Linked DNA regions of Homo sapiens: region 2 is linked to region 1. A link is an interaction called in ENCODE POLR2A ChIA-PET data of the cell type or tissue named here. Cell type or tissue: PC-9. All regions are shown on one strand. Each heading gives the region's core, and the rest is flanking DNA. Links, peaks and the distances in the headings are about the cores only. Region 1 overlaps SLC2A12 (solute carrier family 2 member 12). Region 2 has its middle 13 kb from the start of TBPL1.

Region 1 (15,305 bases), core at 7,401-11,400:
TCAAGCAATCCTCTCACCTCAGCCTCCCAAAGTGCTGGGATTACAGGCTCAATATTCTTATTTTTAACTTGACAGGCTCCACATTGGGAGGTTGAGCCATCCTTGTCAAATTGTCAAAACATTTGTCAATTTTTGTGACATCCAGTTTGTCAATATTAGATAAACCAAGCCATCAATTCTTTAATTCCTTCATTCAATCAAAAAAGAAGTAGACTCTTTCAGCAACAATACAGTTATTTTTGGAAGCATCAGGTGTAGGGCTTGCTTGACAAGTTTCCTTTCGAACAGAGACTGAGGGAAGCCTCTTTTTCAATATTCAACTCACTGCTCACTGACTGGTGAAACTACTGGAGGACTTGGCTTAGCTGCTATATTGAATGAATATCTAGGACAGGCTTGCAATGTGGATCTCGAGTTTTTCTAGACAAGCCCCTGGCAGTTCAGACTGAGCACATAAAACTGGTGTTTTGTGCAACTGTCCCATCTTCTTGTTGGCGAGGTCCACTTTCTATCACAGCAGGATCAACTCATTTTCATTTGAGGCCAAGGTGGTTCTGATGAGCCCAGCAATGATTCTCCCCAAATCTCACTAAATAATCAAGGCCACCATGATGAAAGATGAGGAGGGGAAGAAGGAGGTTTGAAAGGTGACGAGGTGAAGATGGAAGCTGGAAGAAGAAACCCTGAGCTATCTCCTCTACTAAAAGAAAATGAGAGTGCCCTTTACCCCACCTCCTCCTCATGGCTGTTAAAGCAAATGGTTGTAGGGACCCTCAGCTTCACCTGGCCAGCATCGAATACCCATGCCAGGAAAGGGTATAGGGAGGTTGGTCCGTGGCATATATTATTTAGCTTCAAAATCGGATTTATATAATTTTATCTTGCATTTGTCCGAGGACAGGTCTTCATTACAAAGGCTTCACCAGAATTATGCAGATATCAGTCTACTCAGAGCTGGATCTTCAGTCTTGCAAAGCTCAAGACAGGGTTACCTGAGCACTAAACTGGTCTCATTAAAAGTAAAGCGATTCCACCAACGATATAATCTGCAAGAATCTAGTGAAGGTCTTTTAGCATGGAGAGGGGCAGGGGAAGACAGGTGAGGTGAGAGTGTGGCAGACATGCGGTTTCCTAGTTTTGAATTCCCCATTAATAAGAACAACAATAATAATTACGCTACTTTTTATTATAATTATCTTCCATGCATGAAAGGTAACCCTGTATAGATTCACTTGGAGAATGTAAGAAAAAAATAGATTTTTTCCAGTCTTCTGCAATCCAATTTAGTTTTTTCTTCTTTTAAAGCAGCAAATTTACAGCCAGCAGATGTTTTTTCTACAGGGCATAATCTTGTCAGGAGAGGCAAATTTTAAGTTAGAGGCATGGCTGACTGCTGGATTCTGGCATAGGCAGCCCAGGTGGTTGCTGGCCAGAGCGGCCTCTCCCTGGCTTCTAGTTTCTTCTTCCCATCCCCTCTTCTGGGATAAAATTATGTAATTGGTTGATAAATCAGAGCTGGTCTTCTGAAACACAGTGAATCAGCCAACAGTGAGCCTGAGCTGGGGCAGGGCCAAAGGCCTTCTTTCCACTGAATCAAAGATGCTTACACTTGACATGTATTTATTAATTAATAAATATTTATTGAGTCACTATCAATAAAGCACAATGACAAAAAAGCATGAATTCCAGAGACTACTAGGGATAATGCCACGTTTGTCACTTAAGTGCTCTGTGACCTTGGCAAGTAACTCTTCTAAGCCTCAGTTTCCTCTTTGATAAAAGAGGTTTCGTAATAGTTCCCACCTTGTAGGGGTTTGTGAGGATCAAATGAGATGAGGTTGTAAAAATGTTTGTAAAAGCCCACAGTAAGAACTTCTGGCTGTTTTTTATTAGGCAAACTGGGCTTGATAGGCTGTGAGCAGAAGACAAGTTAATTTGCTCCTTTATTGCCCCATCTGATCCCATCAGGCAAGCCCCATAATGTTCCCTGTCACTCTCAGATAATAAAAAGTCCTCTGATGAGTTTTGGTGCCAATAAGACTCTCCTTCTAGAAATTCAAATGTTTAGTCTGGTACAATAATCAAATCTTGGAGCTCTATTTAATTTAGAACTTCTCTCCATCCAGCTTGCTTCAGGCCAGGACGCCCAAGTCAGAGAAGGGAGAGTAGCCGGCTTCCTCATGCCCACCTGGCTCCATTTCCTACCCACTCATTAGCTGTGATTTCTGACTCCTCCAAGGTCAGGGGGAGAGAGCTGAGGAAACAGCCCAGTCCTACAGCAGGTACACCTGGGCTCTGGCACTGAGGCTTCTGTGCTTGGCAGATGTCCAGAGCTGGCTCTCTTGTTGCTGCCAGGCAGGTGGCCCCACCTCTGCCCCTGCGGTTTGCATTTCTTGGGCCTGTGACAGATACCAGCACCTCATGCCCCTCACCCTATGCATGGGGACCATGGCCCAGCTCTCCTAATGTTTCTGTGAATCCTTTCTTCCTTGGCTGGAGGTGAGGAGGCAGCACGTCCCTTTACTGTCCTGTTCTGCTGAGGTAGGAAATGGTGCTTCCCAACCACAAATCCCGGCAGGATGAGGGCAGGGAGAGATCAGGGTGCTGGCACTCAGATTCAATGGGTTTTTGCTAAATGTGCTGTCCGCCACCCACTCTTGCCTTTCTTCTAGTGCCCTGGCTGGTGCTCAGCGAGATCTTTCCTGGTGGGATCAGAGGACGAGCCATGGCTTTAACTTCTAGCATGAACTGGGGCATCAATCTCCTCATCTCGCTGACATTTTTGACTGTAACTGGTAAGAAGTCTTTGTTTTCCTCTAATGTCTTTGGTCCTCGTAGGACAAATGTTAGGGAATCACACCCACCTAAAGACCATTTTTTCGTGGAAATTTTCAAACACACTTAGAAGGAGAACGGCCATGACCCTGAAGTACCCATGACCCAATTTACAGTTTTGAATGTAAATCTATTTATAACCCCACCTGCTCTTCCCCTACCCAATTATTTTGAGTCACATCCCATATGCAATGTTGTTTTTTCTGAAAAATTTCAGCATAGACCTTTGACATTCAAAAACATATAACTACAATGTCATTATCACACTTAAAAATATAATCATCCCATAGTATCAAACACCTAGTCTGTGTTCATGTTTTAATTGTCTTATAATTGCTTTTTATACATGATTTGAATCATGACCCAAATACATAACTTACAAGTCACTGAAATATGTCATAATTTGTAGGTTTTGTCTCCATCTCCTCCATCTCCTCACCCCCACTATACCTTATATTTTTAAAGAAATTAAAAATCTATTAAAAAACAAATGATTTATTTCATAGAATTTTCCAGTCTGAATTTTGTTGATTATAGTCATGTCACGTGCCCCTCTCTGTTTCTCTGTTTTTTTTTTTGTTTTTTTTTTTTTTTTCCGATAGTCTCTCTCTGTTGCCCAGGCTGGAGTGCAGTGGCATGAGGCATGATCTCGGCTCACTGTAACCTCCGGCCCCTGGGTTGAAATGATTCTCTTGCCTCAGCCTCTGGAGCAGCTGGGATTACAGGCACACAGCATCACACCCAGCTAATTTTTGTATTTTTAGTAGAGACAGGGATTTCACCATGTTGGCCAGACTGGTCTTAAACTCCTGACCGCAAGTGATCCACCCACCTCAGCTTCCCAAAGTGCTGGGATTACAGGCACGAGCCACCACGCCTAGCCCTCCTCTCTGTCTTTTATGTTTCTTGTAAATTGCTATTAGATTTAGATAGAGGCTTGAGGAGAAAGAGAAACCAATCCACAATAACAAAAGTCATGTTTAGGTGTCAGGCAGAATTGCTTGTAATAATAACAAACTTTTATTTTCAAAAGGGATCTCATCAAATTTAAGGATAGAGAGCAGCAGAAGGGAGATTCTTTTTTTTTTTTTTTTTTTTTTTTTTTTTTTTTTAAGACAGAGTCTCACTCTCTTGCCCAGGCTGGAGTGCAGTGGTGTGATCTCGGCTCACCACAACCTCCATCTCCCAGGTTCAAGTGATTCTCTTGCCTCAGCCTCCCAAGTAGCTGGGACTACAGGTGCGCACCACCAAGCCTGGCTAATTTTTTTGTATTTTTAGTAGAGATGGGGTTTCACTTTGTTGACTCAGGCTGGTCTCGAACTCCTGACCTCGTGATCCACCTGCCTCAGCCTCCCGAAGTGCTGGGATTACAGGCGTAAGCCACTGTGCCTGGCAGGGAGATTCTGTAATAAGGTCAGGCTCATTGTTACTTTCCACTGAAGCCTGAAATTCAACTGCATTGTATAGAAAATTTGAGGATCCCTATGTCGGAAATAAGGCAAGGCATAAAAAAATGTTACAAGCAAAACAAAAAATGGCTGTTTGTGTGTTCCATTCAGCAGCCCTATCTAAAGGAACCACAAATTAGATTTATATATTATAATAAAATAACCCAATATTAGGGATCAAATCAGAAACAGAAGCATTCGCCTTGTTTTCCTAGCTCCAACTTGTAAACATGAAGAAAGTAAGAAGGGAAACCCTTTGGGGATTACAAAGAATGATAGAGCTAAAATAAATAAATAAAGCCTAAATTTATTTTTTTAAAAACGATAGAGGCTTGAGGAGATTTACATGTCATTTTTTGGTGAACTCTGTGGCAGCTGCTGCCGTGTGAACTGCCAACAGGAGGCACATGAGGTCTGGTTGTCTCGCTGTTTGTCATTGTTGGCCTCCTTTGATGATCATTTCCCAGACCTACTCATTATGTCATTCCTTCTCCATTTTTATCTGAAATACCTCTCTAAAGAGAAATTTCTTCTCATTAGCTATTTGGCTATCCTGAAGTGTGGATCATATAAGAAAGGTAAAATACGTGCTTGAAACTTTCTCTTTATTTTCTAGTTTTCAAAATAATGTGGCAGTTCCCCAGTATCCACGAAAACTGACCAATGAGTCGGTTTCTCTTTATTTCATATATAGATGAGGAACATGCAGCATGACTACAATCAAGAAAATCCAGACTGTGGGAAGTTCTATGAAACAAATAACCTAATTTCTTCATTTCATATATATTGTCTTTATAGATACAATTTTCAAAAATGGATGTTTGCTGAAAAGCATGCATATATATAAACACATATATACACATATACACACACATACATACATATATATTTAGTATATCCACTTTTGGAAATTAACCTTTGGGGTTACTATTTAAGCGTGGTTTGGGTTTTTATATAAAATTTTCAAATGTTCCTATCCTACCTTTTGAGAAGTAGCTCAAGATTAAAGGAAACAAAGAAACTGGTCCTACTCAGATCACACACATAAACACATGCCCTCAACCTTCACATGTGCACACACGTACTCAACACACACACACCCTCCATCTGCTATTTGATGTGGAGAAAGAGAAATATAAAAGAAAAAATGGAATTGATGAGGGATGGAAAAGATGACACACATCTCTGGGAGGGCTATAGCTAATACACTGGAGGAGCTAGTGAAGCTTTAGAAGTTCCGTATGGGCTTTTAGAACAAATGTAGGAAAACAGATCCACTTAAAAACAAAAAGCCTAGAATGCTCTAAAACCTTTAGATGACATTTAATTGGAATGCTTGACATTTCCTACTTATTTTCAAAAATAAATTTTCCAAGTGTAGGACACAGGGATCTAAAAGACGTGAGGTTCTACTTGGCAGTAAGCCCTTAAACACCAACATTTTTTATGCAATTTCAGCTGTATCAATAAAAGCAGACTGTTCCAGATAGACAAATGTACTCTGCAGTGATCATGACACAATTGTAGCATTGCATTCAGCTCTGAGTAAAACATCTCGAGAGGGCCATTTAAAAATTGCAGTGTGTTCGCTGAAGGAGGGCAACCTGAATGGCGAGGGCAGTAACCTATGCTGTGGGAAGAATGGTTGAAGAGCTCAGGATGTTTGACTTGGACAAGGGGATTCTCAGAGGAGGGCTGAGGTGCATTCAAATATTTGAATGGCTGTCACGGAGAAGGGGTGGGGAGAGCTGATTCACTGTGTGTCCTTCCACAGGACAAAGCACAGCCTCTGAAAGGCAGATTTAGGATCTAAGCAAGGAATAACTTTTTAGCAGACGCAACTATTTCACAGGGCAGTAAGAGGCTTCGTGAAATGGTGAGCTCCCTGTTACTCAAAGTGCTCAAACAAAACTGGGGACAATTTGATGAGACAGCCTTTAGGGTTTTGACAATTTCTATATTCTGGTTTTAAGCTCCAGAGAAGGAAGGACACCCAATTCTACAAGGACTTTATTAAGCAATCAGTTGGGCCATACCCTGTGCCAGCTAGAAAAGCAGAGAGAGACAGGAGTTTAATTAAAATTGCCAAAAGAACTGCAGTGCGGTTCCTCCTTCCTGCTTCTCCCAACCTCAGCACAACTCACCGACAAGTAGTTACTATGCTTCGATTCTTTCATGCTGCATTTACAAACACTGCCTCAGTACACAAGTGCTCAGTCAGTTTTCCTGCCTGACCAACTGTGGTTTGTGGCTGCAGCTGTTAAAGGCTATTTGTAAAATCTTGTTGTTCGTAGTTGACTACTCCTTGCCACACTAGACATTCTGCTGCTGAGTCAGGGGCCGCCACAATGCAAATGGCAGCCTCAAGTGCACTGTGGGGGCCACTGCTGACCACTGAATGTGCCTTGACTTGGTCCATGACTACAAAGGGACTGTATCTTTGGCTGGAAGCGGTCAGAGGAAAAACTAGGTTTGCAGATGAGAGTCATCAGAATCTTGAGGATCCTGCTTCTTGTGATGCATCTTGGCAAGTTGATGGCTTTTACTGGATCCATGATCACTTTTTTCTCTGAACCCAGGAAGAAACATTACAAATACACTGCAAGCTATTAAAAATGATGAAATATTGCCAGCATGAAATGATTTATTCACATCAGAGCAAAGAAGGGTGAGCTCATTCCAAGAAAAATCCATCTGTACAAATGTCATTAAAAATGTCCACCATTGGGAATGATAGCAAGAGGGGGAAAAAATTGTCCACCGAACAGAAACTAAACTGCTACCATGGCGATTCCCAAGAGGGGAACTGTGGAGAGGGAGAAGAGAGATTTTACCTTCTACATCATATGTTTCCATGTTATTTGAGGTTCCTTTTTTGCATGTGCTTTTTTATATTAATAAAGACACATTGCCATTTTGAAACAGAAAGACATGCCCACCAAGAAGATGACATTGGGTGTAAATTGTGATAGTTACAAGACTGCTATTTTCTTCAACAGAGAAAACTAAGGTAGTCTGTAAAAGTAACACCTTCAGAGCTGGCTACATTTTAAATTTGTGATTTCTATTTTCCTGGATACTGCTGGCATGTTTGAAAATACATATGGTGCTATGTATGCCCTAAGTGGCTGTTCACAAATGGGATCAAAGCTACACAAAACACATTTCTAATCAATTTCTTTTGTCCTTTATAGATCTTATTGGCCTGCCATGGGTGTGCTTTATATATACAATCATGAGTCTAGCATCCCTGCTTTTTGTTGTTATGTTTATACCTGAGACAAAGGGATGCTCTTTGGAACAAATATCAATGGAGCTAGCAAAAGTGTAAGTATTACATGCATTGGTTTCTGAACAATACTCTTTGGTCAAAAGTGCAGCTTTTATATACAGCAAAGGAATAATATCTGAAATTATTAGATATTATTAGATTAGGACATTCCCTTTAGCGTAAGACTATGTCTCAGTGCATAATTCCAATTTCCCTGCTTTGTCTTTAATTTGGGTGATTCAGCTAAGGAAGAATAACCATTTCTTCCCAATGAATGAAGCTTTTTTTTTTTTTTTCAAACTACAAAGTGAATGTATTTGATTGGCAAGTGCAAATTTTCACTTATCAATGAAATATTGTACTGAATTTGAATAAAATCTTTACAATTGGAATGTTTTTTAACGTTAGCCTTTTATAATTATCATCAAACTGTAATGCTATTATTCATTACTATGACCAACCAATATGTACGTACAAGGTTACAAGTTTTTTCCTTTTATACGAAACAAAAACAAAAATACATCATTGTAATTAAAAAGCATTAAACCATATTTTCCTTTTTTGTAATGTAATAATTTTTACTAGAACAAAGTTTAATATTTTCACTGTCTGCATTTCTTTTCGGAAAAAGAAACTGTTACTATTGTTGTTTTACCTGATTTTTTCCTGAAACTAATTTTGTTGTACAGAGGATGTGAATCTTCTGTGCTACTGATTAAAACTATCTCATTTAAAAAACAGTTTATTTCCATAGGTTTTTGGGGAACAGGTGATATTTGGTTACAGAGTAAGTTCTTTAGTGGCGATCGTGAGATTTTGGTGCACCCATCACCGGAGCAGTATACATTGAACTCAATTTGTAGTCTTTTATCCCCCACCACCCCCCAATGCTTCCCCCACCCAGTCCCCAACCAACGGGTGAACATTTTAAAGCTCTACTCAATCACCATCTCAGAACTTCTTCCGCCTCTCTAGCTCCCCCCAACAGGTTTTCTTTGTTTGGGGTTTGGGGTGGGTCCCGGAAGTGTAGATATACCATGTTCACACTGGGCTAGGAACTTGGGTCTCAGCCTTTCCATCTCTATCAGACTTAGAGCTCCTTCTCTGTGCCCTAAACACTTGCTAAGGCTAAGATTAGCAGAAAAACTCTCAGGCTTAACCATCTACCGTTGTTCTAAATATTGCACATTTAAGGTAATTTTAAGAAAGATAAGTTTCTTATATGAATAGGCTTTTAGAAAACTGGTTTAAAAAATTTCACAAGGAGAGATTGTTTAAACAATTTAACTTAGAAGTGAAACATTTAATTTAGAAGTGAGTGGCAGAAAATTCCCTTTCCTTTTTTAGTAGCTCTAATTGCCAAAACCATGTCCTGGGGGAAGAGGTGAGACATAGGGGCTAAGAATGAAGCAGAACTTGTTACTCTTCCTAGGATTACGTCGTTCCATTTAGAAATGCAGGGATACTTATTGTTGGGTTTTAATATAATGGGAGGAAACTACATTTTCACAATTTGTGATTTTCTTTTAAAAATACTTTGAAAACAGTAGAGAAAAATGTATGATTACAGATATTGTGGGCATAGCGATTCTTCAGCTTTTACTTGAAGGAAGAATAAACCTGATAGGTGAATTGTTAGTAGGTATATGTGTGCATGTGTATTTATATTGAACTAACCATTAATCCTGGCTTATTGGGGGTATAGTAAGTAGGATTGTGGAAAATTTTCACTTTGTGCTTTATACACTTTTAGATGGTCTAAATTTTAAAATATTTTACTTTAGAAAAAGCAGAAAAAAATTCTCCCAGTTTAAGCTTAAGGTAAATATCAAATTATAAGGCTAATTTTTTTTGATACAGATGAGGCCCTGTTTTCAAAAAAATAAAATGAAAATGATTCATTTACAATGGGAAATAAAATTGTGAGGAAGGCTGGCTATATCCTTGGACTAACTAACGCATTGCCTGGCTCTATCCAAGTGGAGGTTAAAATGATTGGATTTCTTGGTGAGCATTAGACTCTGAATAAGGCTATCAATTACAAACACGATTTAAATAATCAATGGCCTCAGACTTTGATAAGCCAATGTATCCACCTGTAAACTGGCAACATTCCTCATGGATTCAGGTTTTTCCATAACTGAGATGCCAGGACACCGATGACTTCCAAATCTATTGGTATTCCTCCATTTCTCATCCTTCCTTATGCCTGTTTCACATCAATTATCCATTGCTGCATAACAAGGCATCCCAAATGTTGCAGCTGAAAACAACTATTTCCCATGATTCTTTGGTTTGGCTGGGTGGTGCCTCTGCTTGCTTTGCCTGGGCTCACTCACATGTCTCCCTGGGCAGGAGGGCCCACAATCACATGGGACTTGATCACATAGGTGGCAGTAGGTGCTGGCTGTCAATGGGGAGCTTCAGTCCTCCCCAGTGGCTTCTCATCCTTGAGGAGGCAAAGTGGCTTCCTCACATGTCAAACTCAGGGCAACTTTCCAAGGTAGTGAAGGCAGAAAGAAGCTGCAAGTCTCTCTGAGGTTTACATCAGGAAGACACACATCACTTTGACCACTTTCTATTGTCAGCACAAGTCCTGAGGCCAGCCTAGATACAACAGGTGAAGAAAGAGACCTAACCTCTTGATGAGATGAAGGGCAAAGAATTTCTGACCACATTTAATCTATCAAACCTATTCTTTCTTGAAGTTCTTTTAGCTCATGTGAAACAATCTTCTTTCCTGGAGGGCCTCCTAGCTCACGGCTCTAATCTCCTGATTTCTCCTTCTGTTCCTACATTTTAGCTAACTTTGAAGATTCAGCTCTACATCCTTATGCTTTCAGACCCAACTCAAGTACTCATCCTCGAAGCCCTGAGTAGCTCTAGCCCTGGAGAGTAATCCTTTGTCCTAGATTTTCAATATCTTCTAGCCCTCTTTACTTCTATACTGCATTGGCTAGAACTCTTGTGGTTTCATCTTGTTAATTAATAAAGTTTTAGTTTCCAGGAATGCTCTGTCCATTATCTTTCTTATGTAACTCCTACAATGCCTACCTAGCTTAATATTGATTTCTGGTAGATGATTAAAAAGTATCCACTGTTCAATTTTATAACTTGTTTTGTTGGCTTCATGGTAAATCCACTTTGTGTATATGCACCTTTGAACTACTCATCTACTAACTCAGGGAGCAAAATTCCTTTAAACATTTTGTGGCTGGGTGTAGTGGCTCACCTCTGTAATCCCAGCACTCTGGGAGGACAGGGCAGGCAGAACGCTTGAACCCAGGAGTTTGAGACCAGCCTGAAAACATGGCGAAACCCCATCTCTACCAAAAACACAAAATATTAGCTGGGCATGGTGGCTTGCGCCTGTAGTCCCAGCCACTCAGGAAGCTGAGGTAGGAGGATCATCTGAGCCTGGGAAGTCGAGGCTGCAGTGAGCTGTGATTGCACCACTGCATTCAGCCTGGGTGACAGAGTGAGACCCTGTCTCAAAAGCACACACACACAAAAAGTAAAATTTTGTGAATTATTGTGAACAAAAATAACTGAAAAATTGAGGCAGGGAGAAAGTAGCAATTAATTAATTGAATGAAACTATATAGGCCTCCCTTACTATCACAACCCATTGTACTCTCTTAAAAAAGTCAAACTTGAAAGCAGAATGTTCTGTATAAGATTAAGAACTTTCAAATCCTTTTTTTCATATAGGGTTGCCAGATTGTATCAAATTGCAAACCAAACGAAAATTCAATGACAGAACTTAAGAAAATCTAATCTTTCTTTCTAGTAGGCTTCCAGAATAAGATATTCCTTAAGAACATATGATGTGGGTATCTAAAACCCAACAGAACTTATTAATTCAGAATTTGGGGTGGGGAAAGAATCTGTCTAAATTATTAAAATTCTGACTTAGGAAATGTTTTTGAAAGAATCACATTTCTGTTACTTTTGAGTCATGCAGTTACTCAAACTTAAATCCAGACCCTCTCCAAGAAAGTTATAAATTGCAAATTAGGAGAGGACCAAAAGCCAAAGGTACTGTTGACCTCTAAACAGACTATAGGAGAACTGCAAGGTTTGTAATGAAGAACAAAAATAAAGGCAATTATGAAAGATGAGATGGCAAAACAATTTTACATTTTAAAGTCATTACAGCAGTAGTAATCCCTACTAGCTATAAACCATGAGGAAGCCCAATACTGAGGACAAAAAGGAAAAGGTGCTTTCAGAATTTTTTTTTCAACATTTATTTTAGAATCAGAGGCTACATGTGCAGGTTTGTTACAAAGGTTTACTGCATGATGCTGAGGTTTGGAGTATGAATGACTCTGTCACCCAGGTAGTGAACATAGTACCCAATAGGTAGTTTTCTAGCCCTTGCCCACCTCCATCTCTCTCCTCTCCAGTCGTCTCAGTGTCTATTTTTGCCTCTTTATGTCCATGAGTACCCAATGTTTAGCTCCCACTTATAAGTGAGAACAAACAGTACTTGCTTTTCTGTTTCTACATTAGTTCACTTAAGAAAATGGCCTCCAGCTCCATCCGTATTGCTACAAATGATTTCGTTCTTTTTGACGGCTGTGTAGTATTCCATGGTGTATATATACCACATTTTCTTTATCCAATCCACTGCTCATGGACACCTGGGTTGATTCCACATGTTTGCTATTATGAATAGTGATGCAATGAACGTATGGGTTCATGTGTCCTTTTGGTAAAATGATTCATTTTCCTTTGGGTATATACTCAGTAATAAGATTGCTGCGTCACATGGTAGGTTAACTTTTTTTTGAGATGGAGTCTCGCTCTGTTGCCCCTAGGCTGGAGTGCAGTGACATGAGCTCAGCTCACTGTAAGCTCCGCCTCCCAGGTTAACACCATTCTCCTGCCTCAGCCTCCCAAGTAGCTGGGACTACAGGCGCCTGCTGCCACGCCCGGCTTTTTTTTTTTTTTTTTTTTTTTTTGTATTTTTAGTAGAGACGGGGTTTCACCGTGTTAGCCAGGATTGTCTCGATCTCCTGACCTCGTGATCTGCCCGCCTTTGCCTCCTGGTTAACTTCTATTCATGCAATACTAGTGAGCCAGAGGCTTTTCTGAGCTGAACCAACAGGTTGGCAAAAGCTTTTAAAATGACAATGTGAGCAGCCTGGCTTATGTAAATTGACCAAAGTATCTAAAGGGTATACGTTAAACAAGGTTTCCAACAGAGAAATGTCAGAGACAAAAAAATACAGTAAGTTATCAAATTAGTTAAGGAAATGCGAGGTGGTAGAAAGCCCATGGAACCTGCTTGTGCACAGAAGCTGAGGTGAACTTGAAGAATGAGGAAGGACACTGCTGAGTTAAGAGAGCCTTCATGAATTTACAAGTTAATAAAACAATGAATCAACTTTTGTCACCAAGGTAACCGTCCTGATGTAGAAATCCCAATGTCTATTTCTAAGAAAGGAAACTACAGTATCAAGTTAACTTCAAACATGATACTACACATTGCTTAGCATTTTCCTCTACATTTGGAGCTGGGTTCTACCCCTATTTCTAAAAAGCTGAAAAAACGAATATTCTTCCAAGGATGTTAAGTTTCTTATAAAATAAACAGTGACTCAGCTGAGAGGTCAGAAAAGATTTCTGCAATAATGTAATTTGAAAAGATTTTATTTTGAACTTCTGCCTTGCAAGCTACAAACTCAAAATGGGATGTGATGTTTGCCATATTTGCTGTTTCAGCTGTGATTTACTTTTCCCCCCAGCTTAAGTGGGCACAAATGGAGAAAGCAAACAAGTTAATGTTTTGTAAATATTTCAGTTCTGAGGCAAACTTACTTTTCACTTTTAGCAGTTAATTTGATGTGGTCATTTCTTCATTCATCCATCCATCCAATTCATTTATTCAACAAATATTTATCGAGCATCTACTATGTGCCAGGCACTGATCTAGGTTCTACAATAACATTATCAGCGAGTACAATCACCATGAGATTTCCAGTATACTGATTAGATAGTAAGTGACTAAAGGACTACTTTCAACTGGGCGGATCTGAGAAGGCTATTCTGAGAGGTAACATTTAAGATAAAACCTGGGTAATAAAGAGCCAACCTTGGAAGATAGGGGAGTAAATCCAGACAGAAAAAACAGGTAGTGCAAAGGCTAAGTCAGAAACACACTTGACTTGTTCCAGAAATGGAAAGAAGGCTGTAATCTTTGACAATGAGTTAGGAAGTAGGTAGAGACTAGTGTGCAGGGCTTTGCAGGCTGAGTGAAGAGTTTGGTTTCATTCTAATTGCAGTGGAAGCTACTGAAGGATTTTAAGCAGGGCAGTGACATGATCTGATTTACACTTTAAAGTGTGCCATAGTAAGTGTCTGCAGCCATCCAGCTGAAGGAGGCTGGGAAAGCATGCGATTCTAGTGCTGGGTCTCTTTTTCCATCATGACCACGGACCTTAAGTGGCCTTCAATCACATGTGGCAATCACACATATCCCTAGTCAATTAACTTTGCTTCTCTCCTAGACACATGTTCCAGATCACTTTCTCTCTGGAAACCTCCTCATTTCCTCATTCCTCACTGATGGCCTTGCTTCTGACTTCACTGAGAAAATGGACATAATCAGGGGGAAACTTCCACCCCTTCCACATACACAACCATTCCTCCAGGGCCTATGTAGGAATGCAGTCCTTCCTATGAGAGCCCCCTTCACCCCCTCTCTCCTCTCTCCCTTCTCCGGCACATTCTCCAGCAATTCTCCCAGCTCACTGCTGCATCATCTGCATCTTTACCTACTCCTCATCAGCACAGAAACCTGCTATGATTCTTTCTCCATCTTTTTAAAAACAAAACAAAACAAAAGGTCTTTTTGTGCCACTTTTCTCTCCAGCTTTTGCCCTATTTCTTGGGTACTATGTATAGCCAAGTTTTTCTAAAGCGTTGTCTATATTCGCTGTCATCACTTGTGCTTCTGCTCTTCCCATTCTCACGAAGCTGCTCCAGTGAGACTGTTATGGCCACTCCGCTCCTGAAATTACTTTTTAACATCCCAATTACCTCCATGTTGGTTAACTCTGTGGTCAATTCTCACTCCTCATCTTAGATTATCCCCAGCATTTGACTGGAGATAGTGCTCTTGGCTGGGGATAGTCCTTCCTGAAATGCTTGCCTCACATCCTTCTGCGACCCGTCCCCTGGTTATCTCTTACCTATGGTCTCTATTCCTCTGCTTCCTCTCTTAAAGTTGGTGTGCCCTGGGGCTTAGTCCCCTGACCACTTCTCTATCACCCTCACCAGCCAGTTGATCTCAGTCAATGTTAGTTTCTTTTTTGTTTGTTTGTTTGAGATGGAGTCTCGCTCTGTCGCCCAGGTTGGAGTGCCATCTCGGCTCAATGCAAGCTCTGCCTCCCAGGTTCACGCCATTCTCCTGCCTCAGCCTCCCGAGTAGCTGGGACTACAGGTGCCCGCCACCACGCCTGGCTAATTTTTTTGTATTTTTAGTAGAGACGGGGTTTCACCATGTTAGCCAGGATGGTCTCGATCTCCTGACCTCGTGATCCACCCACCTCGGCCTCCTAAAGTGCTGGGATTACAGGCGTGAGCCACCGCGTCCAGCCAGTTTTACAGTTTTTATCTCATTGATATGCCAGGGTCTGAAATTTATGTCTCTAGCTATCTCTCTAGAATTCAAGGCTTGTTTATTCAACTGCTTACTCTACATGTCTTTCCAAATGTCTAACAGATACCTAATACCTCACATG
Region 2 (15,305 bases), core at 6,236-10,235, 61 kb after region 1:
ATCTACCATCAGTGCTTTCTACTCAACATTGCATTTGATTAGGGAACTCATTTTACAGCAAAGGAAGTGCAGCAATGGATCATGCCAATAGAATTAACGAGGCTTACCATATATACCATCATTTGGAAGCAGCTGGCATAACTGAATGGTGAAATGGCTTACTGAAGACTCAATTATGATCTTAGCTGGAAGACAATACCCTGGAAAATGAGTTTCTGTCTTAAATGATATGTTTTGAGTCAGAGACCATTATATGTTGCTGTCTTTCTCATAGCCAAGATACATTTGAATCTAGTTATGGCAGTAAGAGTAGCTCTTCTTATAGTATCACCTACTCTCAGAATTTTTTCTTCCTTACCTGGAAACTCTGTCTTCTGCTGGGTTAGAGACCTCAGCCTCCAAGGGAAGAGTGCTTCCATCAGGAGATGCAACAATGGTTTTGCCGTAATAGACTATGAGACTACCACTTGGCCATTTCCTTACACCACTGAAGCAAAAGGCAAAAACAGGAGGTAGTCCACTGGCTGGAGCGATGGATCCTGATAACTAAGAGGAAATTGGCTAGCTTCTAGACAATGGGAGCAAGGAGTACAGTCTAGAACCCAGGGGATCCTCTAGGGATCCTCTCAGTACTTCCGTGTCCAATATTAAGATAAATAAAAAACACAGCAACTGAAAATAAAAGGTAGGGTGTTTGAGGACTTAGAACTTTTGGAAATGAAGGTTTAGATTACTCCATCAAGAATCCTGACCAGCTGAGTTTCTGGCTGAGGGCAGAGGAAATACAGAATGGGTAGAGGTGGGGGGAAAGCTGTAGATATCAATTATAGCCTTGTGAACAATTATAGAAATGAGGACTTATAGTCTTGTGAACAATTATAGAAACGAGGAATTATAGAAATGCAGTAACTTTACATATTTTCTGTTGGCTTATTATATATATATGTGTTGATTTGTATTTACTAACCATTTTCTTTTCACTCCTTCCCCATTTTAATTTTTTATTCAAACTCTTGGCACTTGTGTTATTTTCCTAGGGCTGCTACAATAGAGTTACCAAAAACTCGGTAGCTTAAAACATAAATCTATTTTCTTACAGTTCTAGAGGCTAGACATCTGAAATCAAGGTGTTAGCAGGGTTGGTTTCTTTCAGAAGCTCCGAGGGAGAATACGTTCCAGGCCTTTTTCCTAGTTCCTGGTGGCTGCCTGGCAATCTTTGGCATCCTTGGGATTTTCATGCATCACTCTCATCTCTGCCTTATTTTCACATTGTTTTCTCCTCTGAGTGTCTCTGTGTCTCATATTCCTCTCTTCTTTCTTTAATAAGGATACCAATATTTGAATTCACAACCCACCCTAAATCCAGGATAATCTCAAGATGTTTTTTTTTTTTTAAGACAAAGTCTGGCTCTATTGCCCAGGCTGGAGTGCAGTGGCACGATCTTGGCTCACGGCAACATCTGCCTCCAGAGCTCAAGCTATCTTCCCATCTCAGCCTCCAGAGTAGCTGAGACCACAGGTGCACACCACCATGCCTGGCTAATTTTTGTATTTTTTGAAGAGATGGGAGTCTCACTATATTGCCCAGGCTGGTCTCGAACTAGTGAGCTCAAGTGAGCCACGCATTGCCTCAGCCTTCCAAAGTTCTGGGATTACAGACATGAGCCACTGTGCCTGGCTAATCTCAAGATTTAATAACATCTTCCAAGACTGTTTCCAAATAAAGTTCCAGTCCCAGGTATTGGGGTTTAGGACTTAGATCTTTTTGAGGCCACAATGCAACTTTCCACAGAAGTTAACTTCACAATTTGTCTTTAGGTAACCATATTTGGTGGAATTGATTATGAGGATTAATAATATAGCCAGTGATGGATACAATTACTCCCAGGACTGCCTTTCCTCATTTTGGGGAAAGCATAAACTTCACTGGTAAGAAGATAGCTGTATCTTATTACATAGAAAGATAGCATTGTTTGTTGCAGAAAGGTGCATATGGAAGCTGAGTAGTCAGGCGGGTTTCTGAAGTGCATGTGGCTGCTGCAATGTGAGCAGCTTCTCTGGCATCTGATTCTTGCAACACATGCAGCTCCTCCAGTGCCCAGTTCCTGCAACAACACCCCCACCTCTGCCCTGTCGGGTGCCTCCAGTGAACTGCTTCCCCAGCACCTAGAGGGTGGATTTCCAGTCTGTGAAGCATCATAGTTTCCAAGGCATTCAGTGAGCCCTGGCCATGCCCTCTCCAATAAGGGCTGGAGCTCAGCCATGATGAGGGGGAGCGGGGGTTGGGGGGAGGTTGAGGGGCTAGGAGGACATGAAGGGAAGCTCTTTGGGTGCCCCATCTCAGCCCTAGGAGTAGTACCTGCACCTTATACATACTATTTATGTATTTAGAGTTTTCTTGCCTTCTTCCTAGATATTTGCTCAATACTCCAATCCCCTGCTATAGTTTAAAATTCTTTATATTATTGTCTCTATTCAAATTACTGTATGGTTTATCTCCCCTGACTGGACTCATTACCCCACCTTCCTCACCACTGTGATTGGTGGGAAGAAGGTATATGACCAATCCAGACCAAAGAGTATCCTACCCAGGATTAACTGAAGTGCAGCTAGGAAAAAGAGCAATTTCCTTTTCTGGTAGTAAAACTGGGAGGATGTGAACTGAAAGCAATAGGCTGACATATCTTCTGTGAATAGGAAGATGATATGCACTAGCAGATAACAAAGCTGACATGCAGAGAGCAGCAGAGACAAAAGGTGGAGAGAAAAGGAAAGCAAGTGTAATACTACTTCACCAAGCTTGTCCAACTTGAGGCCTGCAGTTCACATGTGGCCCAGGACAGCTTTGAATGTGGCCCAACAATAATTTGTAAACTTTCTTAAAACACTATGAGAGTTTTTTGTGAATTTTTTTTTTTTTTTTTTGCTCATTAGCTATCATTAGTGGTAGTATATTTCACATGTGGCCCAAAACAATTCTTCCAATGTGGCCCAGGAAAGCCAAAAGATTGGACACCTCCTGACTTAATGAAAAGCTCAGTAGTATGAAGATATCAATTCTCCTCAAATGTGCTACAAATTTAATGTTATCCCAGTCCACAGCCAATGATAATTTTTATAAAATTAATCGGATTCTAAATTTCATCTGGAAAAGAAAATGCAAGAGCACAACAGAAAATTTTGGGAAAAAAAAATACATTAAGACTGCCAGGGACCAGGCACAGTGGCTCATGCCTGTAATCCCAGCACTTTGGGAGGTCAAGATGGTAGAATCACTTGAGGCCAGAAGTTTGAGATCAGCCTGGGCAACATAGCAAGACCTCGCCTCTATAAAATATTAGTAGTCCTAGCTACTTGGAGACTGAGGCAGGAAGATTCCTTGACCCCAGGAATTCAAGGCTGCAGTGAACTCTGTTCATGCCACTGCACTGCAGCCTGGGTGACAGAGTAAGACCTTGTCGCAAAAAAAAAAAAAAAAAAAGAAAAGAAAAAAAAATTTTTTTTTTTTTAAACCTGCCAGCCAGATGTGGTGGCTCATACCTGTAATCGTAGCACTTTAGGAGGCCGAGGTGGGTGGATCACTTGAACCTAGAAGTTTGAGACAAGCCTAGGAAACATGGCAAAACCTCGTCTCTACAAAAAATACAAAAATTAGCCAGGCATGGTGGTATGCACCTGTAATCCTAGCTACTGGGGAGGCTGAGGTGGGAAGATCGATTGAACCCAAGAGGTTGCGGCTGCAGTGAGCTGTGATGGTGCCACTGCACTCCAGCCTGCATGAGACCCTGTCTTAAAAAAAAAAAAAAGGCCCTCTAGATACAAAAACACACTGAAAAGCAATAATAATTAATATAGTGTAGTATTGGGACAGGGATGGACAAAAATATGAGTGGAAAATAATAGAAAAAACAGATCCATGTATTTAAGGAATCTAGTAAATAATAAAGGTGGCATTTCAACTCTGTTGGAAAAGGATAAACTACTAATAAATGTTATTATGTCAATTGGTTATTTTAAAAAATATATATGATAAGATCTTTATTTCATAACAAAAATAAATTCCACATGGGTTCCCACTATCTCTGATCTTAGGCCACTTTTGGAGGTGTTTTTAATGAGATGTGCCAAATGTATAGGTTTTAAAAATCCTCAGCTCTGTTAGGTTTTATTGTCAAATCCGGATCCAGTATCCTTACAGTTTATTTATAAATGATTATACATAAATACATTTTCTTTGTAGAAATTCAGTACACACACACACACACACACACACACACACAGATTCCTTTAGTCTTCTTACTCCTGCCATTCTACTTTCCTCCTCAAAATTAACACTTGATATGATATCTACTTTAAATAATCCAGAAATTATCCATTGTGCCAGTCTTCTGGTTTTTAGTGCTGCTATGAATTAATTTTTATGTTTCTATTTCTTGTTAATTTAATTAAATTTTGAAAGAGTATGGAGATAAATATGTATTTCTAGTTTTGAAAGTAAAATATGGAGTTTTGAAAGTATGGAGATAAATATGTACTTTTTAAATTGACAATAATTGTACATATGGAGTACATAGTCATGTTTTGATACATTGTATGTATCAAATTACATTGTATAGTAATTAAATCAGGGCACTTAGCAAATCTATCATCATTTATCATTTAAGTAACCTTCTTGAAACAAAAGTTCAGTTGGTTATTTCAAAACTAATTCATTTTGCAACTAATATAAAACTAATAAATATTAACACTATTTTGAAGTATATAAAATCAAAAGTTATTTTGAAAATGCATTTCAGGCCAGGCGCAGTGGCTCACGCCTGTAATCCCAGGACTTTAGGAGGCTGAGGTGGGTGGATCACCTGAGGTCAGGAGTTCGAGACCAGCCTGGACAACATGGCAAAACCCTATCTCTACTAAAAATACAAAAAGTTAGACAGGTGTGGTGGCATATGCCTGTAATCCTAGCTATTCCGGAGGCTGAGGCAGGAGAATCACTTGAACCCTGGAGGCGGAGGTTGCAGTGAGCTGAGATTGTGCCACTGCACTCCAGCCTGGGCAACAAAGGCGAAACTCCATCTCAAAAAAAAAAAAAAAGAAAGGGAAAGAAAAGGAAGTGCATTTCAGCTGGGTCCAGTGGCTCATACCTGTAACCACAGCACTTTGGCAGACTGAGGTGGGAAGATAGCTTAAGCCCAGAAGTTCGAGACCAGCCTAAGCAACATAGTGAAACCCCATCTCTACAAAAAAATTACAAAAAAATATTAGCTGGGTGTGGTGGCACTTGCCTGTAAATCACATCTACCCAGGAGGGTGAGGTGGGAGAATCACTTGAGCACCCAGGAGGTTCAGGCTGCAGTGAGCTGCGATTGTGCCACTGCACTGCCCAACCTGGGGGACAGAGTGAGACCCTGTCTCAAAAAATAAAATAAAACAAAATAAAATGCATTCCACTATGTAGTGGTGAGAAAGTTACCCACTTTATTTCCACTCTAGAAACTTTATCATGCATACTTAACTCTATTAAGTTGGGGGAAGAAAGTGGAGGTCAATGCAAGAGGAATGTCCTTAAAACTTGTATTGTTTGAAAGAGGAGTTAAGATATGATTAAATTTCAGATCTTGGTGTTAAGTAGAGTACTAAGACTATTACTATCACAAGAGAATCAAACTAGAGCATAAAACTAGAGTATGTAAGTTTTCATCTAATAAAAGGCAAAAATGAAATAAGAAAACAGGTGATTAAACAAATACTGTATAAAGAAAATCAAGAGAGGAGAAAAAAGAAACAGAAAAAGTAGAACAAATAGAAAGCACAAAGAAACAGAGTAGAAGCAAGCAAGTTCTAAATGTAGTAACCATAATATGTGTAAATAGATTAAATTTACCCTTAAAAATACAGAAATATAATAACAATGGAACAACATAGTAATGGATGAAAATAATTCAAGAATTTTTTTGTACAAATATATTGAGCTAAAATAAAAACAGAGATTGTTCTGGTGGACTAAAAAAGTAAACAAAAAAACCCCTCTATTGTCTCCACAAGATTCTTTATATTTAAAGAATGGAAAGCTAGAAACTAAAAAGAATTTCAGAAAAATACTAACCAGAAAATCTAGTAGCCATGTTAATATCAGACAAATGTTTTGCTGATATTTTGCTTACACAAAAATCACATCTACCCAGGAGATAAGCAAAAATTAATAGATACACAATTGTTACCAAAATGCCAAGGGGTTCATCTAGGTCCTGCTGCTTACTGCATGGAAAGCCAATCACTGAGAGGGCAAGTATTGCCAAGGAAGAAGGCTTTAATTGGGTGGTGCAGCCAAGAAGATGGGAGCTCCATCTCAAATCCATCTCCCTGACAGACTAAAATTAGGGATTAATATAGCAGGGAAGAAATGTAACAATGCATAGAAAAACAGGAACTTAGGAAGCCTAAGGAATCAAACATGATGATTGAGGGGCCTGTTGTGTCATTGTCTGGATGCAAACAATTGCTGAGTTTCAGTTCTTTGATACTTTTTGAGAGGCCTGAGGGTCCTTTCTAGAGGAAGGAACTCAGATAAAACAAATTTAAGTTTCAAGCTTTAAGAAGATCAGGAGGATTAATTTCTATGTTTATATAAACACAAAAACAAAAAATCTATCTATGTGAGTATTGGGTTGATTTCACAATGAGAAATTGACAAATTTATATTGCAATGAATATGCCAATAATAAGCCTTTCTGAATAAGGCAGATAAAAGTAGAGATATAAGCTTGTTATTTGCTTTAAGGAAGAAAGCCTGAAAGTTATCCACTTGAGAGTGTAGAAAGAAAGGCAGAAGAAACTGCAAGAAAGAAAAAATTAACGACGAAGATAAAGACAGAAACTCATGAAATAGAAAAACAGAAAACAGAGATGATTCTATTGATTAAAAAAAAAAAACGTAAAATAACCATTGGGTGAGTCTGGCCAAGAAGAATGAGATAAAGCCCAAATAAAAACAACTAAGAATGAAAAAGGGAGTCCTAACTTCAGATATAATGAAGCCTAAAACAATAAAAGGGAGAACACCATAAACAACTTTGTACCAATAAATTGAACATTTTGAAGAAATGGATAACTTCTTAAAAATAAAAAAAAACGTATAGCAAATATAACACAGGAAGAAAGAAATGAACCTCTGGATTTTGGTAATTGACCAAACATTCTGAAGAAAACTATTAAAAATGCTGGGGAAAAAATCTAAAATCCTTTTTAAAAGCAAATACTGAACAGAGAATAAGATACTGTAAGACCAAAATTAGGAACGAAAAAGAACCAAGAGAGATAAATAAGCAGTAGAAGGTGTTTATGCTTTGTAGGGGTAATGACAACTTGAACTTTCGTTTTGATGTCCCCACTGAGTGAAAGGTATGGCAATTGCCCAGGGATTGCACAAAGCAGGAAGCTGAACAGGAAGGAGATCCTCCTGACAGTGAGGTAGGAAATGAAAGGGCTGTGTCCTTAGGGCAAGAATATACCTGAAATAAACAAATCCTCTTTTGGTTGTTTCCATCATGGTGACGGTCCCGGGAATTTCAAGCTTTGAACTTAGATTAAGGTAGTCTCAGACTGATGGTGTCCTTAGGTGCCTAGCAGAAACAAAGATATCTCTCTATAGGAAGGTGGATTCCTGTTAGGCTAGGATAGTTCCCACAAATACATTTTAAAGTACTATTACCAGAACATGTGTAGTCAAGTTTAAACAGACACATGAGGAAAGAAGACAACATAAGCAAGAACAAACAGAAATAACAAAGGCCATAGAACCACAAATACTTAATATTTGGATTTAGCAGGTTATAAAACAGGTAATAAAACTATAGTTATTATTTAATGAAATAAAAGATAAATTTGAAATATCTTCGGGAAAAATTACGTTGCAGATATTTAAAAAAGGACCAAAGAATAAAATAAATTTATATGGTTCAGAAATTCTCCACTGTTTTAGTCTTCTGGTGGCACTCCATACTGGTTTTTAGTGCTGCTACGAATTAATTTTTTTTTCTTTGAGACGGAGTCTCACTCTGTCACCAGGCTGGAGTGCAATAGCACAATCTTGGCTCACTGCAACCTCCACCTCCTGGGTTCAAGCGATTCTCCTGCCTCAGTCTCCCAAGTAACTGGGATTACAGGCATGCGCAACCACACCTGGCTAATTTTTTTTTTTTTTTTTGTATTTTTAGTAGAGATGAGGTTTCACCATGTTGGCTAGGCTGGTCTCAAACTCCTGACCTCAGGTGATCCACCCACCTCAGCCCCCCAAAGTGCTGGGACTCTAGGTGTAAGCCACCATGCCTGGCCTGAATTAATTTTTATGTTTATGTTTTTACATAATTTTTATTTTTACATTTCTTCAATTTAATTGCATTTTGAAAGGGCAAGGAGGTAAATATGCATTTTAGGCCACCTTGAAAGCCAGTTGATGACTTTAACGGCAGACTAAATACAGTTGAAAAGAGAATTGGTGAACTAGGAGCTAGGTCAGAAAAACAATAATTTAAAAGTGAAACAGAGAGACAAAAAGAAAACACAGAATAAGAATTAAAAGAAATAAACAACAGAGGAGAATAGATTAATATACATCTCATCAGAATCTAGGAAGGAGAGGAGAGAGAAATGGGGCAAAGGTAATATCTGAAGAGATAATGGCTGAGAATTTTACGGAAGTGATGAAAGACACTAATGTACATGAAAGACACTAATGTACAGGTTAAGACAACCCAGTGAGTCTCAAGCAAAATAAACAAGAAGAAACCTATATCTAAAATTGTCATAATGAAACAGCTGAAGAGCAAAGCTAAAAAAAATAGAAAAAGAAAAGAAAATAGTGAAAACAATCAGAGAAAAGTGATGAATTGCTTTCAAAGGAGTAAATATGAAACTGACATGACTGCTCAGCAGCAGCAAGAGACATCAGAAGACAATGGAGGGGGATCTTCCACTTACTGAGAGAAAATTACTATCTAGTCTTAATGTCTAGTGAAAAATATTTTAATAGTGAGGCTGAAATAAAGACATTTTCAGGCTAATGAAGACTAGTAGTTTTTCCTAAGCAGAATCATACTAAAGAAAGTTATAAAAAAAGTGCGTTAGGCAGATAAAAAAAATGTAAGCTATAAAAAGGTATAAAGAACAAAGAAAGTGGTGAATAAATAAGTTAATATACACTGAAAGAGTAAAAGAACAACAATATAGCATCTAAAAAATAGAAAAAAATGCAATTACAAGTATCACATATGTTGAAGAGGGTCAAATGGAATCAAATATCCTAAGCAGCTTGTATGAAGGGTAAAGGTTAAGTATGCATGTTGTAATTCTAGGATAATTACTAAAAGAATAGAAACAAATTACACAATCTCCCAGCAGTAAAGGGAAAAAATTGGATGATAAGAAACAATTTGTTGAAAGAAGCAAGAAAAAAGAGAAAAGTATATACTGAATAGGTAGAACAAATAGCACACCATAAGATGGTAAATTAAAACCCAAATATGTAGACAATTACATTAAATGTATATGAACTAAATACTCCAGTTAAAAGTCAAGCTTATCAAGCTTGACTGATTAAGAAAAACAAAACAGGACAGGCACAGTGGCTCAGGCCTGTAATCCTAGCACTTTGGGAGGCTGAGGTGGGTGGATCACTTGAGGTCAGGAGTTCAAGACCAGCTTGGCCAACATGGTGAAACCACATCTGTACTAGAAATACAAAAATTAGCAGAGCTTGATGGCGCATATCTGTAATCCCAGCTACCTGGGAGGCTGAGGCAGCAGAATCACTTGAACCTGGGAGGTGGACGTTGCAGTGAACCCAGGTTGCAGTGGAGCCACAGCACTCCAGCTTGGGTGACAGAGTGAGATTCCATTTCAAAAAAAGAAAAAGAAAAACAAAACAAAACAAAAACAAAATCTAACTATATGCAGCTTACAAGAGAGACCCATCTAGGGCATTTTGGGATCATGGTGGACACAAGGCAGGACTAGATTGCAGCTCTGGTCAGGGCAGCATGCGGAGGCTTGCATTATGAATTTTAGCTCCAGACTGACTGCAAGAACAAACCAGCAATCCTGAGAGGACCCACAGACCATCTGAAAGAAGCAGACTGCTCCTGCAGGACCCAGGAGATACCCCAAATACTGTGAGTGCCCCAACTGCAGAAGTGGGAAAGGGAGACCCTCCTCTCCTAAACACACACCCCTACTGGAGAAGCTGACAGTCTGTTTGCGGGAGAAGTTTCCAACTTTACCTGGAGCTGATGCAAGTTACAGAGCTGAGTGGAGTGAAATACAGGGGTAGAGGTAGCAGCAGAAAGGCCCTGGGAGCAATCTGGGTCCCCAAGCAGCCCATTCCTGCCTGGCACCACAGGGATCCATCAGGAGGGTGGCCAGAGGAGCAGGGGGTAAAACTCCAGGGGGAAAAGGAATTCTCTAGCTGAACTTTGTAACAATTTGAACTAGGTGAGAAGCCTCCTGGCCAGAACTCAGAGAGAGCAAGAATTCGGCTTGTAGACTTCACAGGTGGGGAAAGTACTAAAGCCCTTTGTTTCCTTTTTTAAAAAAAAATTATTATTATACTTTTAGTTCTGAGATACATGTGCAGAGCATGCAGGTTTATTACGTAGGTATACACGTGCCATGGTGGTTTGCTGCACCCATCAACCCATCATCTACATTAGGTATTTCTCCTAATGCTATCCTTCCCCTAGCCCCACACTCCCTGACAGGCCCCAGTGTGTGATGATCCCCTCCCTGTGTCCATGTGTTCTCATTGTTCAGCTCCCACTTATGAGTGAGAACATGCAGTGCTTGGTTTTCTATTCCTGTGTTAGTTTGCTGAGAATGATGGTTTCCAGCTTCATCCATGTCTGTGCAAAGGACGTGAACTCATCCTTTTTTGTGGCTGCATAGTATTCCATGGTGTATATGTGCCACATTTTCTTTATCCAGTCTAACATTGATGGGCATTTGGATGGGTTCCAAGTCTTTGCTATTGTGAACAGTGCTGCAATAAACATACGTGTGCACGTGTCTTTATAGCAGAATGATTTATAACCCTTTGGGTATATACCCAGTAATGGGATTGCTGGGTCAAATGGTATTTCTGGTTCTAGATCATTAAGGAGTTGCCACACTGTCTTCTACAATGGTTGAACTAATTTACACTCTCACCAACAGTGCAAAAGCGTTCCTATTTCTCTACATCCTCTCCAACATCTGTTGTTTCCTGACTTTTTAATGACGGCCATTCTAACTGGCATGAGATGGTATCTCATTGTGGTTTTGATTTGCATTTCTCTAATGACCAGTGATGATGAGTTTTTTTTCATGTGTGTGTTAGCCACATAAATGTCTTCTTTTGAGACATGTCTGTTCATATCCTTTGCCCACTTTTTGATGGGGTTGTTTTTTTCTTGTAGATTTGTTTAAGTTCTTTGCAGATTCTTGATATTAGCCACTTGTCAGATGGATAGATTTTCTCCCATTCTGTAGGTTGCCTGTTCATGCAGATGGTGGTTTCTTTTGCTGTGCAGAGGCTGTTTAGTTCAATTAGGTCCCATTTTAGTTCCATTTTAGGTCCATTTAGTTCAATTAGGTCAATTCTGGCTTTTGTTGCCATTGCTTTTGGCATTTTAGTCATGAAGTCTTTGCTCATGCCTACATCCTGAATGGTATTGCTTAAGTTTTCTTCTAGGGTTTTTATGGCTTAAGTTTTACGTTTAAGTCTTTAATCCATCTTGAGTTAATTTTTGTATAAGGTGTAAGGAAGGGGTCCACTTTCAGTTTTCTGCATATGGCTTGCCAGTCTTCCCAACACCATTTATTAAATAGGGAATCCTTTCCCCATTGCTTGTTTTTGTCAGGTTTGTCAAAGATCAGATGGTTGTAGATGTGTGGTGTTATTTCTGAGGCCTCTGTTCTGTTTCATTGGTCTATATATCTGTTTTGGTACCAGTACCATGCTGTTTTGGTTACTGTAGCCTTGTAGTATAGTTTGAAGTCAGGTAGTGTGATGCCTCCAGCTTTGTTCTTTTTGCTTAGGATTGTCTTGGCTATATGGGCTCTTTTTTGGTTCCATATGAAATTTAAAGTAGTTTTTTCTAATTCTATGAAGAAAGTCAATGGTAGCTTGGTGGGGATAACATTGAATCTATAAATTACTTTGGGCAGTATGGCCATTTTCATGATATTCATTCTTCCTATCCATGAGGATGGCATGTTTATCCATTCATTTGTGTCCTCTCTTATTTCCTTGAGCAGTGGTTTGTAGTTCTCCTTGAAGAGGTCCTTCACATTCCTTGTAAGTTGTATTCCTAGGTATTTTATTCTCTTTGTAGCAATTGTGAATGGGAGTTCACTCATGATTTGGCTTTCTGTTTGTCTATTATTGGTGTATAGGAACGCTTGTGATTTGTGTGCATTGATTTTTGTATCCTGAGACTTTGCTGAAGTTGCTTATCAGGTTAAGGAGATTTGGGGTTGAGATGATGGGGATTTCTAAATAGACAATCATGTCCTCTGCAAACAGAGACAATTTGACTTCCTCTCCTCCTATTTGAATACCCTTTATTTCTTTTTCTTTCCTGATTGCCCTGGCCAGAACTTCCAATATTATTTTGAATAGGAGTGGTGAGAGATGGCATCCTTGTCTTGTGCTGGTTTTCAAAGGGAATGCTTCCAGGTTTTGCCCATTTAGTATGATATTGGCCGCCAGTTTGTCATAAATAGCTCTTATTATTTTGAGATATGTTCCATCAGTACCTAGTTTATTGAGAGTTTTTATCATGAAGGGGTGTTGAATTTTATTGAAGGCCTTTTCTGCATCTATTGAGATAATCATGTGGTTTTTGTCATTGGTTCTGTTTATGTGAATTACATTTATTGATTTGCATATGTTGAACCAGCCTTGCATCCGAGGGATGAAGCTGACTTGATCGTGGTTGATAAGCTTTTTGATGTGCTGCTGGATTCGGTTTTCCAGTATTTTATTGAAGATTTTCACATCGATGTTCATCAGGAATATTGGCCTGAAATTTTCTTTTCTTGTTGTGTTTCTGCCAGGTTTTGGTATCAGGATGATGCCGGCCTCATAAAATGAGTTAGGGAGGAGTTCCTCTTTTTCTATTGTTTGGTATAGTTTCAGACGGAATGGTACCAGCACCTCCTTGTACCTCTGGTAGAATTCAGCTGTGACTCTGTCTGGACTTGGGCTTTTTTTGGTTGGTAGGCTATTAATTACTGCCTCAATTTCAGAACTTGTTATTGGTCTATTCAGGGATTCAGCTTCTTCCTGATTTAGTCTTGGGAGGATATATGTGTCCAGGGATTTACCCATTTCTTCTAGATTTTCTAGTTTATTTGCATAGAGGTGTTTATAGTATTCTCAGATGGTACTTTGTATATCTGTGGGATCAGTGGTGATATCCCCTTTACCATTTTTTACTGTGTCTATTTGATTCCTCTCTCTTTTCTTCTTTATTAGTCTGCCTAGTAGTCTATTTTGTTGATCTTTTCAAAAAACCAGCTCCTGGATTCATTGATTTTTTAAAGGGTCTTTCAGGTCTCTATCTCCTTCACTTCTGCTCTTACCTTAGTTATTTCTTGTCTTCTGCTAGCTTTTGAATTTGTTTGCTCTTTTTTCTCTAGTTCTTATAATTGTGATGTTAGGGTGTTGATTTTAGATCTTTACTGCTTTCTCCTGTGGGGATTTAGTGCTATAAATTTCCCTCTAAACACTGCTTTGGCTGTGTCCCAGAGATTCTCGTACATTATGTCTTTGTTCTCATTGGTTTCAAAGAACTTATTTGTTTCTGCCTTAATTTCATTATTTACCCAGTAGTCATTCAGGAGCAGGTTGTTCAGTTTCCACGTAGTTGTGCAGTTTTGAGTGAGTTTCTTAATCCTGAGTTCTAATTTGATTGCACTGTGGACTGAGAAACTGTTATGATTTCCGTTCTTTTGCATTTGCTGAGGAGTGTTTTACTTCTAATTATGTGGTCAAGTTTAGAATAAGTGTCATGTTGTGCTGAGAAGAATGTATATTCTGTTTATTTGGGGTGGAGAGTTCTGTAGATTTCTATTAGGTCTGCTAGGTCCAGAGCTGAGATCAAGTCCTGAATATCCTTGTTAATTTTTTTTCTTGTGGATCTAATATTGACAGTGGGGTATTAAAGTTTCCTACTATTATTGTTTGGGGGTCTAAGTCTCTTTGTAGGTCTCTAAGAACTTGCTTTATGAATCTGGGTGCTCCTATATTGGGTGAATATATATTTAGGATAGTTAGCTCTTCTTGTTGCATTGATCCCTTTACCATTATGTAATGCCCTTCCTTGTCTTTTTTGATCGTTGTTGGTTTAAAGTCTGTTTTATCAGAGACTAGGATTGCAAACCCTGCTTTTTCTTGCTTTCCATTTGCTTGGTAAATATTCCTCCCTCTGCTTATTTTGAGCCTATGTGTGTCTTTGCTGATGAGATGGATCTCCTGAATACAGCACAGCGATGGCTCTTGAATCTTTATCCAATTTGCCTGTCTGTGTCTTTTAATTAGGGGCGTTTAGCCCATTTACATTTAAGGTTAATATTGTTATCTGTGAATTTGATCCTGTCATTATGATGCTAGCTGGTTATTTTGCCTGTTAGTTGATGCAGTTTGTTCACAGTGTCGACGGTCTTTACAATTTGGTAAGTTTTTGCAGTGGCTGGTACCGGTTGTTCCTTTCCATGTTTAGTGCTTCCTTCAGGAGCTCTTGTAAGGCAGGCCTGGTGGTGACAAAGTCTCTCAGCATTTGCTTGTCTGTGAAGGATTTTATTTCTCCTTCACTTATGAAGCTTAGTTTGCCTGGATATGAAATTCTGGATTGAAAATTATTTTCTTTAAGAATGTTGAATTTTGGCTCCCACTCTCTTCTGGCTTGTAGAGCTTCTCCAGCGAGATCAGCTGTTAGTCTGATGGGCTTCCCTTTGTGGGTAACCCTACCTTTCTCTCTGGCTGCCCTTAACATTTTTTCCTTCATTTCAACTTTGGTGAATCTGATGATTATGTGTCTTGGGATTGCTCTTCTCAAGGAGTATCTTTGTGGTGTTCTCTGTATTTCCTGAATTTGAATGTTGGTCTGTCCTGCTAGGTTGGGGAAGTTCTCTTGGATAATAGCCTGAAGTGTGTTTTCCAACTTGGTTCCATGCTCCTCATCACTTTCAGGTACACCAATCAAACATAGGTTTGGTTTTTTACGTAATCCTGTATTTCTTGGAGGCTTTGTTTGTTCGTTTTCATCTTT

What was found. Peaks named below come from ENCODE experiments on the same cell type or tissue, not always from the same donor. Only the 100,000 strongest peaks of a DNase experiment are listed, where the experiment ranks them.
Region 2: POLR2A ChIA-PET joins it to region 1 with 8 read pairs; 5 of 35 experiments call an interaction of 5 or more read pairs at or near these places.

The regions. Positions count from the first base shown.
Region 1 is chr6:133,994,302-134,009,606 of GRCh38, reverse strand. SLC2A12 (solute carrier family 2 member 12) reads left to right here. Exons shown (of 5, transcript NM_145176.3): 3 at 2,673-2,795; 4 at 7,478-7,610. It also overlaps the pseudogene LOC100421250. Among named protein-coding and RNA genes, the nearest start is that of TBPL1, 49 kb to the right of the region's middle. In PC-9, for the core only: no CTCF peak of the experiment used is centred there; a DNase peak (open chromatin) is centred at 8,956; H3K4me3 peaks cover 762 bases; H3K27ac peaks cover 1,196 bases.
Region 2 is chr6:133,932,148-133,947,452 of GRCh38, reverse strand. No RefSeq gene overlaps it. Among named protein-coding and RNA genes, the nearest start is that of TBPL1, 13 kb to the left of the region's middle. In PC-9, for the core only: no CTCF peak of the experiment used is centred there; no DNase peak of the experiment used is centred there.